Regions from separate parts of the Homo sapiens genome. Here all the other regions are linked to region 2. Evidence: chromatin loops called from intact Hi-C (ENCODE). Cell type or tissue: endothelial cell of umbilical vein. All regions are shown on one strand.

What was found. A loop is a pair of places that touch in the nucleus more often than their neighbours do. Peaks named below come from ENCODE experiments on the same cell type or tissue, not always from the same donor. Only the 100,000 strongest peaks of a DNase experiment are listed, where the experiment ranks them.
Region 1: a loop joins it to region 2, with 2.7 times the contacts of the local background. A loop is called at or near these places in 2 of 110 quality-filtered maps.
Region 3: it touches region 2 in a loop (4-fold over the local background); 4 of 110 quality-filtered maps call a loop at or near these places.

What each region holds. Positions count from the first base shown.
Region 1 is chr15:62,304,733-62,308,732 of GRCh38, reverse strand. MIR8067 (microRNA 8067) reads left to right here and starts at 3,999; the gene lies at 3,999-4,000. In endothelial cell of umbilical vein, a CTCF peak has its summit at 1,645 (motif pointing right); a DNase peak (open chromatin) is centred at 1,672; H3K27me3 peaks cover 181 bases.
Region 2 is chr15:62,163,185-62,167,184 of GRCh38, reverse strand. It overlaps C2CD4B (C2 calcium dependent domain containing 4B), which reads left to right and starts at 1,900. Exons shown (of 2, transcript NM_001007595.3): 1 at 1,900-1,990; 2 at 2,161-3,650. The coding sequence starts at 2,201. The coding sequence ends at 3,295. It overlaps LOC124903502 (a long non-coding RNA gene), which reads right to left and starts at 1,772. Exons shown (of 2, transcript XR_007064669.1): 1 at 1,013-1,772; 2 at 591-895. RefSeq lists enhancers at 1,250-1,849, 1,850-2,449. In endothelial cell of umbilical vein, no CTCF peak of the experiment used is centred here; DNase peaks (open chromatin) are centred at 1,054, 1,894, 3,014 and 3,584; H3K4me3 peaks cover 2,468 bases; H3K27ac peaks cover 3,345 bases.
Region 3 is chr15:62,069,573-62,073,572 of GRCh38, reverse strand. It overlaps C2CD4A (C2 calcium dependent domain containing 4A), which reads right to left. Exons shown (of 2, transcript NM_207322.3): 2 at 2,656-4,000. Among named protein-coding and RNA genes, the nearest start is that of C2CD4A, 4.6 kb to the right of the region's middle. In endothelial cell of umbilical vein, a CTCF peak has its summit at 1,643 (motif pointing right); a DNase peak (open chromatin) is centred at 1,702.

The DNA of each region.
Region 1 (4,000 bases), 140 kb before region 2:
GGATGATCTCAATCTCCTGACCTCGTGATCCCAAAGTGCTGGGATTGCAGGCATGAGCCACCGTGCCCGGCAACATTTTACTGGTTTAATAGTGTAGGCCTAATCTTGTTTTCAGCAAGACAACTGATAAATTTCTCATGATAACTTCAGATAAAGTTTTATCTGCTAGAAGTACCCCAACTAAACAGTTGTGGTGTGGGTCAGTCTAATTTTGGAGAAAGGTTTCCAGTGACAACTATAGGACCCAGTGACATTATAGAAACAATTACCAATGCTCTCTTACTAGATGGTAGTAAGCTCCTTTGCAACAGACACTGTCTTTGAATCCCCAGAGCCTAAGAAATGATTAATACATAAAAGCTGTTCAATAAATCTTTATTGAATGAATGGAAGGGTGAACAAATAGATAAATCAGTGGTTGGGAAGAATATCTCCAGAAGCTAAAGTGATGGGTTACCACCAATTGAATTAAGTAGGACTGAATGAAGTGTGACATTTATGTTATAAAAAACAATGTACGTACAAACATAGAGAATGTGGGAATCCTGGCTTAGCAACTATGTAAAAAGATTTTTTTTTTTTACTCAAGATGTTGGTGCTCAAAAAGCTCAACACCTTGATAAAATTATAGAGTTCATTAAATATTTTCTCTGTGTATATAATATCGGGGTAGTCCCACTGCCCATTGCTCTGAAGTGCTGTATCCAATTCCAAGTCACACACTTTTTAAGTGGGACACTGAGGCAGAGGAAGTGCTTTTAGGAGGGTAACCAGGAGGTTGAAGAGTCTGAAAACCACATCCAGGTACTATTATAGGTGATAGAAAATGCTGGGGTAGCTTTCCTTGGAGATGATTTTGAGATGAGATGACATAACAACTCTTCAAATTCCTGAAAGATTGTCATGAAGGAAAAAGATTAGTCACTCTGTGGAGCTTCAAATAGCAGAACTAAGACCAATTCATGTAAGGCATAGAGGCTGACTTCAGCCCAATATAAGAAATTCCTACAGAGTTGAACACAGAGGGAATGAGTCACTTCACATTGATGAGCTCCAAACATGCTGGGGCCCGCGGCATTGTCAGCCACTGCCTGTGTGACCATCTTTCAGGAGTGTTGGAAGGGAATGCCCTGCTTGAATTAGATCAAATACACCTGAAGGAACTGTACAGCTGAAAGAATCCACACTTGAGCCTTCCAGGCTAGTGTCATCAAAGAACATTACTGTTTTCTAGTAACTAGATTTCTCTAATAATGGAGGAACATTTTCATGTACTGACAGGTGTGATTTTTGTGTAATTCACCATGTGGCTCTAAAGAGTGTTTATCAAATTCAGATCACACATACTAATCCTTAAAATACTGCTGAATATACTGCTGTTAGAGCTTCACAATCAATGAGAACATCTTAGAGGGTCTGAGGAGGAAGTTGTTTTAACTTTAACTCAAAATTGCTTAAACATAGTTGTCAACAGAACTAATTTTTTTAATGCTACTATCTCTGCTTCCAAGTTTCCTTGGTAATACTGGCTGCTTTCCTCCTTTTTGCGTCTCCTGCCTCTGGGGTCATCATTTAATGCTGTTTCTAGTGTTTGAGACCGCAGTCTCAAACACAATTTTCTAAAGCAACCACAAGGTGGCTCTGCTAGTCTTACAAAATAAAGCTGCCGGCCTTTCCTGTAACCTCCGTCTCCTAAGGGCCTTGTGCAGGACTGCTCCGCAAGGCCTGGGAGCACTAGGTTACCAGTGTACATGAGTTAAGCTAGAACGACTGCGCCTGACCCAGATGAGTGACGTCTTCCAAAGAGCGTTATAAGTACTGGTGTTTTCTGGTTGTCTCTTCCAAGTTCCCATTTTGAGGATAAATTTCCTTAGAATTCATGAGTGGAACTCTTTTCTTCCAGGTCAGTGAAGAGCAGAAGGCCCTGAAATCTGGCAAGACCCGTTTCCTGCGAAGCCACTAGATCGTTTCAACTAAGTATATTTCATTTCCTTCCTGGTCTGTCAGCAGAGAGAGAGGTGAAGCAGGAAGCTGAGCTGTTGGCACCTCCAGCTTAGCCCTCTGTGCTAATGAGTTAATTCTAATTAGCAGCAGCAGGAACAGTTTAATGGTGTTCCGATCCTGACTGCACCATCATCAAAAAAAAATTGATTTTTGCAGGTGTATGCATTTTAATGAATGGGAAAAACAAGCATTGTCCTCAAAGCTAAGAAAGGGATATTTCTCACTGAGTCGAAAGAGCTTACACCAGCTGTGCTGCGGGCGGGCAAGAAAGGTTAATGGTTTCCAAGGGCTCTCAGTGTCCTTTGGTTCCCGATTCTAAGATCTATGTGTACATAGACGGTACCTTCAGATATCTTCAGAAAAATCTCTCTGCTTCTTTGTATCAGCTCCTTCTGTGTTGCCCACTGTGTTCTTCCTGGGTAAGTCCTCCCCGAACTTCAGAATTTCATCCATTCATTCATTCACTCATTCATTCACTCATTCAGTAGAAATATTTACACCTACTTTGTGTACAGTACATATGCTACATGCTATAGTTATTGATTGATTGATTGAGACGAAGTCTCGCCCTGTCACCCAGGCTGTAGTACAGTGGCACGATCTCGGCTTACTGCAACCTCCGCCTCCCAGGTTCAAGCAATTCTCCTGCCTCAGCCTCCTGAGTAGCTGAGATTACAGGCACGTGCCACCACACCCAGCTAATTTTTGTATTTTTAGTAGAGATGGGGTTTCACCATGTTGGCCAGGCTGATCTCTAAATACTGACCTCAGGTGATCCACCCACCTTGGCCTCCCAAAGTGCTGGGATTACAGGCGCGAGCCACTGCCCCCGGCCCTATCGGCGATCTAAAGATGAATTCCCGTCTCATGGAGGTTGGTAAGGGGGGCAAATACACAAATACATGAAAAGTAACAAGTTATGAGCCAAAGGTTGGACAGGACAAGGAATGTGTGCTGAATATGGAAATTTCACCTTGTGGATTCTCAACTAGAACGCTGCATTATGAGGTCGGAGAGAACTCTGTAGAATTCTCTCCCAGAGGGTTATCTATGTTCAGTCACCATTTATTCTTTTTAAATTGTCTGAAGTTCTCAAAGAGGTGGGAGGGAAAGGAGGATCAGTGGTCACATCATTGCTTATCCCTGGGGTTCCAGGAAGGATGTTACCGACAAGAAGGTAATAATACCTGGAAGAGGACTTAGAAAATGTGACAGAAGTAGAGGCTAGCATACTGGCTGACCAAAGATATTTTCTTGATATTTCTGCCCAGCAGGATATATTGGCTCTGGAGTTATTTTTTGTCTGTCTTCAAATGAGATTTTAAAAAGTTATTCATAAAAATTGTCAACATACAAGAATAGTATAATAAACATGCATATTTCCAACAGGAAGATTCAACAGTTGCTAATATTTTGCCACATTTGCTTTGTCTACCTGTGTGTTCCCAAAATATCTCTTAAAGATGTTTTCCCTCTGAAACTAGCATCCAATTAAAACTCATGCATTGGTTCATTGGTTGCCACATCTCTTTAGTCTCTTTTAATATAGGAGAGTTTTTTGTTTTTTTGTTTTTTGTTTTTTTAAGACAGTCTTGCTCTGTCATCCAGGCTGGAGTGCAGTGGTGTGATCTCAGCTGACTGCAACCTCCGCCTCCCGGGTTCAAGCGATTCTCCTGCCTCAGCCTCCCAAGTAGCTGGGATTACAGGCATCTGCCACCACGCCCAGCTAATTTTTGTGTTTTTAGTAGACACAGGGTTTCAGCATCTTGGCCCAGCTGGTCTTGAACTCCTGACTTCGTGATCCACCCGTCTTGGCCTCCCAAAATTCTGGTATTACAGGCGTGAGCCGCCGCACCTGGCCAACAGTTCTTTGTAAAAAAAAAAAGACTCTTTGAAGAGACCATGCTTCAATTGTCTTACACATTATGGAATGTCCCTTATTCTGGATTTGTCTGTTGGTTTCCTCTGATGTCTTAAAACTTGCCCTACTATCCTT
Region 2 (4,000 bases):
ATTAGCCCAGAGAAACACTTACTCTTTTCACCTTTAAGGATTTAAAAATAGTGGGGCTTATTCCAAAGCAAGTATAGTGGAAAATACTACTTAACAGTAGACTGAGATGCTGTAAGAATTAACATTCTGGGTGTAAAGGGCGATACAAATCACACAGTAGACTCTGCATTATATTGAACTGAGTGAATAGATGGAGGAAGGATGGAAGAACAGAAAAAAGGAAGAAAGGAAAGACGGAATGAATTAGAAGAAATTAGCCAAAAAGCTAGGACTTAGGCTCTATGTACGCTATGATCATAGCTTGAATGACCCTAGACAAGTCCCTCAGTTTCTCATCTGGGAAACAGAAAAAATGTCTTCCTTATTGGTTTTCTGTGAGAAAGAAATCAAATTACGTAGAGAGATATGTGGTTGATAGCACCTGACAGTCATAAGACCTGCAGATCAGTATCAATTCAATACAATTCATCAAATATTTACTAAGCCCTTACTATTTGCCTGGCATTGTATCCTGGGTGCTAGAATTACGTAGAGACGAATAAGACAGCCAGGCTTGTAGCCTGGATAAGGCAACCGGGATGGAGGCAATCCCAGTTCTTGATCTTAGGACTTTTATTTTTCATTTATTCATAATAGACTCCCGAAATCCCCTTCTGGTTGAGCTGCCCCAGTCCTTGCCCACTGAAAACCCACAAGGCTATTAGGGGGAGACAAAACTGTAAACCGAAAATTCCAAAGCAGCATGCGAACCGCAACAATGGTGGCCCCTAGATGTAGGAAGGAAATGAGGAGGGACTGAGGAACTGGAGCAGGGGAGTTCCGCGGCGGCTGGGTGGGTGAAGGCACCTGAAAGGGACGATGCGTGGGCTGAATTACAGAAAATAAACAGGAATTCCTATATAAAGAAAAAGCAGAGAAAAGGCATTTCAGATCACAGGAAGCATCACATGCAAAGCCAAAGAAACAGGAAATTGCTAGTTCCAGCTTCTGCCATTAACTGGCTCTTTTTAACCTTTCTGGAATTTCCTCAGGTCCCTCTGGGATTTCAGTCTTCACATCTCAGAAAATGAAGGTCGGGGGTGGAAAGAAGGAATCTATATTTCGGGAAGGTGCTTTCTAACTGGATACCTCCGTGCTAGAGCAAAAAAAAAGGGGTAGTTTTAAAAACGTCAAGTGTTATTTTAGGGCAGGAGCCAGAAGCCCCATGTTTTGTAACTATCAAGATGACAGGCAGAGCCTGCAGCCATTCAGAGGCTTTCTCCACTTGATCTTAGCCAAAAGACCAAGAAGCGATCAGAAATTTTCTCAACGATTAATTTACCCACTTCACCAGTACTTAGGGCATGGACTGAGCCAGGGCCTATGCTATCAAAAAGAGCACAGTCTAGCAGAGGGAGACAGACAGTAAATAAGTATATAAATAACTGGAAACCATATTGGTCTGCACGCTGCGAGTGCGTGGGGACAGGAAAACAGAAGCTCCCAGGACGTGCAGGTCACGTCCAGGTTACATGCAGGGTGAGTGACGGTTTATCTCCTAGCCAAATTAACTTCCTGTTTCCTCGTCCAGCCTCACCTTCTCCAAGAAGCCAGAAACATTTTCAGCCGCCAATTTTTCCTTGGCAGGACGACAGGGTGCCCTCTCTTCACCTGCAACCTTTCCCAGGCCTTGCCTGGGGCTCCACGCACTCACTGCAAATGCGGGTCCCAGAGCTGACCACAAGGTGCCTGCTCCCGCGACAGCTTCGCGCAGACCTGAGCGCCCAGTGCATGCAGACCTCCCGGCGTCGTGGGAGAGGGTGGCGGGAAGGCGGGCTGTGCAGCACCTCCGGGTTGGGCCGCTGGCGGCTGGGCGGGACTCAGCCTACGGTATAAGAGGGGAGCGCCACTCTCCTGGCCGCAGTACTGAAGGTGGCGCCTCGGCAGCGGGCTAGAGGCCACTGGCACTGAGCTTGCAACCAGATCCAGAGACACTGAAGAAGAGAGAAAGGTCTGAAGCGGGGCTGATTTGTTGTGGGTGCAGGGGAGAGGAAGGCTGGAACTGGTCTGGGGTCTTAAACACGTGGGGGACGTTTACAGGGTCTGGGGGAGGGATCCAGCCGCGTCGAGGGGCTGCAGCAGCTCCAGGCGCCCAAACTCAGCAGCTTCTCTCCCCCGCAGGCGCACCTCTTCCCGCCACTCCTAGCCCCAGCCTCCAAGGATGCGGCTCCTCGAGAAACTCTGTTCCTCGGCCGCAGGCAGCTCCGCGCCGAAGCCCGCCTTCGCCAAAGTGCTCACGCCGAATCGCATCCCCGAATTCTGCATCCCGCCGCGGCTGCCGGCCCCTTGCACGCTCGAGTCTCCAATCCGGGCCGCCGCCGTGCCCCGGCGCTGCGCCGCTGAAAGCGACCTGTGGCCCCGCGCGGCAGACGAGGACGCCGGCCGCACGGACTGGGACCCGCGCTCGCAGGCAGCGCTGTCACTGCCGCACCTGCCCCGTGTGCGCACCACCTACGGCTTCTGCGCGCTGCTCGAGAGCCCGCACACGCGCCGCAAGGAGTCGCTCCTGCTCGGGGGCCCGCCCGCGCCCCGGCCCCGGGCCCACAGCTGCGGCGGCGGCGGAGGCCCGGACGCCCCCCTGGGGACCCTGTGCGGCCCGCGAGGTCCGGGCCCGGCCACCCCCGCGGCCCCCGGCGGTCCCCGCCTGCCCCAGGACGCGCTCGCTGCGGGGCCCCGCCGCTGCCGCCTCCTGCGCGTCCCCGACGGGCTGCTGAGTCGCGCGCTGCGGGCTGGAAGGAGTCGCCGCCTGGCCCGCGTCCGCTCCGTCTCCAGCGGGAACGAGGACGAGGAGCGCCGCGCGGGATCCGAGTCCCCGGCCCGGGCCCCCTCCTCGAGCCCGCTGTCATCCAGGGCCCCGCTTCCTGAGCGCCTGGAGGCCAAGGGCACCGTGGCTCTGGGCCGCGCCGGCGACGCCCTGCGCCTGGCTGCTGAGTACTGTCCGGGAACCCGGCGTCTCCGCCTCCGGCTGCTCCGCGCGGAGAGCCTGTTCGGAGGCGCCCCCGGGCCCCGCGCCGTCCGCTGCCGCCTCAGCCTCGTCCTGCGGCCGCCGGGCACTGCGCGTTGGCAATGCAGCGCTGTGGTGGGGCGCAGCCGCAAGGCCTCCTTTGACCAGGACTTTTGCTTCGACGGCCTCTCGGAAGACGAGGTGCGCCGCCTGGCCGTTCGCGTCAAGGCCCGGGATGAGGGTCGCGGCCGGGATCGGGGCCGCCTGCTGGGCCAGGGTGAGCTGTCCCTGGGCGCCCTCCTGCTGCTCTGAGGGCCCAGCCCTCCCCGGGGCGCTCTGCCCTGGAGACTCCGGACACTGACAGCCGCGTGGTACAGAATAAACGTTATTTATTTTTTTATTTATGATACTGCTTTATTGACGTTTTACTTCCTCACCATCCACATTTGTCATCGTCTATTGGTAAAGAAGAAAAAGATAATGACTCCCTGTTCTGTTCACAGGACCCCCATATCTCTTTCCAGACCATTTTTGCATTCCAAGGAAAAATGGGTTGGCTTGGGACTGGGAGAGAAAGGAAGTACACCCATCTGCATTGTTTTTAATTCCTTCCGGTTTTCTATCAATGTTACAGTTTTTTTTTAATAAAGCAAGTTATTCATTCAGAGTCATGCCCAACGTTACGATTCATATACACAGCTTTACATATTGATGCGGCATAGGTAATATCCTAATTTGTGTTTGCGCACGCGCACACATCAGAGTGAGACACTTGTATTATAAGGATGTATATACCCTGGTGGGAAGAAAATTTTTTTGTAGAAAGTTTTCTTTTGGAAGTGAGTTTTTCAAAAATTGGTGAGGAAAACAGGGAAGTGGAGGACCTTCCAATAGATGGGTTATCTAGGGAATAGCTATTCCTGGGGTCTCTCTCTTCCTTACCTAGGAAATCTTAGAAATCTTTCTTGCCTCTGTAAACAAGATGATACTTTTTGTGGCATTTTCTCACCTAGCTAT
Region 3 (4,000 bases), 94 kb after region 2:
AAAGATGTAACATATGAGTGATTGAGAGGAAAAGAAAGAGAGAATGAAGCAAATGAAGTAAAAATGGATGAAAGTTTTTCCAAATGAATGACAGACACCAAAGAACAGATAAATTAAATAAATTACAATGTGTTAAGGGAAGGGAGGGAGGAATTGGGAATACCCTATTATAATATAGCTACCTGCCCATGAAGCAGTATATAGTGCAGGGGTACCCAATCTTTTGACATGGGCCACATTAGAAGAAGAATGTCTTGGGCCCCACAAAAAATATACTAACAATAGCTGATGAGCTAAAAAAAAAAAGCAAAAAAAAAATCGTATAATGTTTTAAGAAAGTTTACAAATTTGTGTTGGGCCGTATTCAAAGCCATCCTGGGCCGCATGCCGTCCACGGACTGCAGATTGGACAAGCTTGGTATAGTGTTAGTTGAAAGGGATTTAGATTACTTGCAAATGCATAATGCAAACACTAGGGCAAACACTAAAGAAATTTTAAAAAGAACTATGATTGATATGCTAAGAAAGAGGATAAAGTAAAATCCTATGAAATGTTCAATTAAAACCAGAGAAATCAGAAAAAGAGGAGAAGGGAAAAAAGAAACAAATAATGAGTGCAAGGAAAACAGTTACAGATAAAGGGATAAAATAATTGGGGTTTAGACATTTGATAGTCATCCAGTCAGCAATATAAAGAATGAACTATTGATATAGGCAACAACATGGATATATCTCAATAATGCTGAGTGAAAGGAGCCAGATTCCCCCAAAAAGAATATATACTTAATTTTTCCATGTATATAAAATTCTACAGATTGAACTAATCTACAGTAATAGAAGGCAGAATCAGTAGGGCTATGGAGAATTCTTAGCTAAGAATTTTATTATGGGCTTATAATGTCTATGACATTAATTTGATGGGATTTTGCTACGTGAATGTACAGAATAGTAAAACTTGGGTTTCAAAACACCATGGGCTGTCGTGCATCTGTTTTTTCTGTGAACTCAAAAGCCTGGAGGCAGAACAGTTTCTTAAATGCCATGGTTAAACTAAGTGCTGGGGATGGATATGGGGAGAATGTGAATTGTTGAGGTGTGTATAAAAGAAAATCAGATTCAAAGAAATTATCATCTGGGAATATTTGAGCCATACTGAAGCTAGCATTTTAGGTTAGAATACATTATCTTTGTAAAACCAGCTGACAATGCAGTGTTAAAATTTTTACTCAACTGATGCTATTTAAACCGGCATATTCTGTTTATTGTGTAGGGCTTTTCTTTGAATATGTTCAAAGAAAAGATATTTAAACCACAAAGAAGCAAGATCATGCCATATCATTTATGGAGAAGATGTGAGTACTAAAGCTTGATGAGAAGAAACATGAGAACTATTAAAAGCAGTTTTCTGTAACCAACATGCTATTGCCACACACTCCCAACTTCATTATTAAAGGAAAAAGTTTTCCCCTCTTTATTTAAATCTAAAATATTTTTGCCACCTTGTGCTCTCAGATAGGTGTATTAAGTTACTTTGCAATGTGAATCTTCACTACAATCTAATATTAGCAAAGGTCTTCAAGAAAATAGGGTCCTGGCATTAGATTGACCTTTAGTTGAAATGGTCTAATATCTAATAATAGGGGTAGAGCCAATTGACAAAACACTTGAGGGATCCACTAGAGGGCAGTAAAGTGTAAATGAAATTTAAATTTGCCCCAGAAAGGCTAATGTTATCCCAAACATTTGTATTGCAAGTAAGATTTCTTGAATGCAAAAACATTAGATTAGATTAGTGATGTACAGTGTTTCTCTTTTCCTGGAATTAGTAGTCAAAGAGCCATTAGATTGAAGAGCAAAATGAAAATCAAATTGGTTCTAGTCTCAGCTCTTTTTACTGACTGTGTGATTTGGGGCAATCTAAAATTTGCTTCTCTGGTCCACTTCTATGATATAGATTTGCACAAAATGATTATTTTTAAATATTTACTTATTTATTTGTTTATTTATTTATTGAGACAGTTTCGCTTTGTTGTCCAGGCTGGGGTGCAGTGGCGCGATCTTGGCTCACTGCAACCTCCACCTCCTGGGTTCAAGTGATTCTCCTGCTTCAGCCTCCCGAGTAGCTGGGATTACAGGTGTGCACCACCACACCCGGCTAATTTTTTTGCATTTTTAGTAGAGACAGGGTTTCACTATGTTGGTCAGGCTGGTCTCAAACTCTTGACCTTGTGATCGGCCTGCCTCGGCCTCCCAAAGTGCTGGGATTACAGGCATGAGCCACCGCACCCGGCACAAAATGATTATTAAAGTTCTTTTCAACTCTAAAATTTTATGATTTTATCATTTATGATTCTATCTCAGCCCCTTTAAAACCTTTTTGATTAGACTCAGGTTATTTGATCAACCATAACTTGCCATTAATGGTGATTCTGTTTGGAAATCACCACCACTATTTCATAAAAAATTTAGATCCCTCAAATGCACTGATTTACTTTCACGAAAAAAAATCTACTTAATAAAATGACATGTATATAATCTAGTGACAACAGTTATTGCAACATCTTCTGGAATAAAAACTTGGGCTATTGAAACTATCAATGCCATTTTTTATTTTAAAAACAGAAAAATTAAAACCCACAATTATACGTAGCCAAGTTGTTTTCACTCTCCATTTATTTTCCTTTTAAAGTGCTACATTTGTGAACTCATTAGCAGTTACCCTATCAAAATTTCAAAATCATGAAGAAGGTTATACATAAAAAATGAATGTTGGCTTGAGGGCCAAGGAAATATTGACTGATTAGATAGAAGAGCACATGATAGATCTGAACTACTCTATGTCATCATTCATTTGGTCAACAACTGCAAGCTCCTGGATGTGGCTGATTTTGATAAAGTCATAGAATTCACAGTATTCTTCACATTTGTTCAATGGTCATCATAAATACACATCACAATAACCCTAATTTGTGACTGAAACAGAAACTCTTTTCTTTTTTCTTCGAATTTTGTATAATATTTATTTTATCAAACTCTTTTCTAAATAGCATTTTTAATGAACATGAATGTATAAAACTGTGAACAATTTTAATAAAAGCAGAAACTGGTCGGGCATGGTGGCTCACGCCTATAATCCTAGCACTTTGAGAAGCCAAAGCGGGATGACAGCTTGTGTCAGGAGGTAGAGGCTGCAGTGAGCTATGATCACACCACTGCACTCCAGCCTGGGTGACAGAGTGACGCCTTGTTTCTAAAAGATAAAATGAAATAAAATAAAGCAGAAACCATTTCTGAATCCAGATTGATAATGGAGTCATATTTAACACCATCCTGTATATTTAAATATTTTCAATTTTTTAAACCCTCATTTAGGATGCATTTTCCTATTTGCATAAAAAAAAGAAAAAAATGCCCTGCTGGCAGTGAATTCAAGGGATGAGGGAAAATCGTCCTCTAAAACAGGATTGTTAAATCTGGAATTATTATCAGAAGCCAGAGGTAAAACCATGCTATCTGTACACTCTCCACTGCCTGTTCCAGCAGATAAACTCACCTGGTTACAACAAGGCTGGCACCCATTTCTATGATTCTGAGGCCGGTTAGCTTCCTCCTCAGAGCTTTAGACCCATCAGCTCATCTCAATGCCTGAAGTTATTAGCATGAGATAATAAATTATTCATTTCAAGCAATTTGTTTTTTCACCAAAAGCAGGATGAGGAATACAAGTAGACACGAACTTCAGTGTCAACAGTTTCAGAGAGAAGTTGCACAATACTCGCAACTTTAATAGCGAGCCCTTTAGACACTGTGGTATTACCTACATAAGAGTAATGAGTGAAATGCTGATTGTCTAGGTTCAAATTCTGGCTCTGCTCTTTATTCTGTGCCTCAATATCCTCATCTGTAAAATGGGCATAGCAGTGCCTCCTTTTGGGGGTTAAAACATAAATTAACGCTTGTAAAACTATTTATTATTATTATTATTATTTGCAGACAGGGT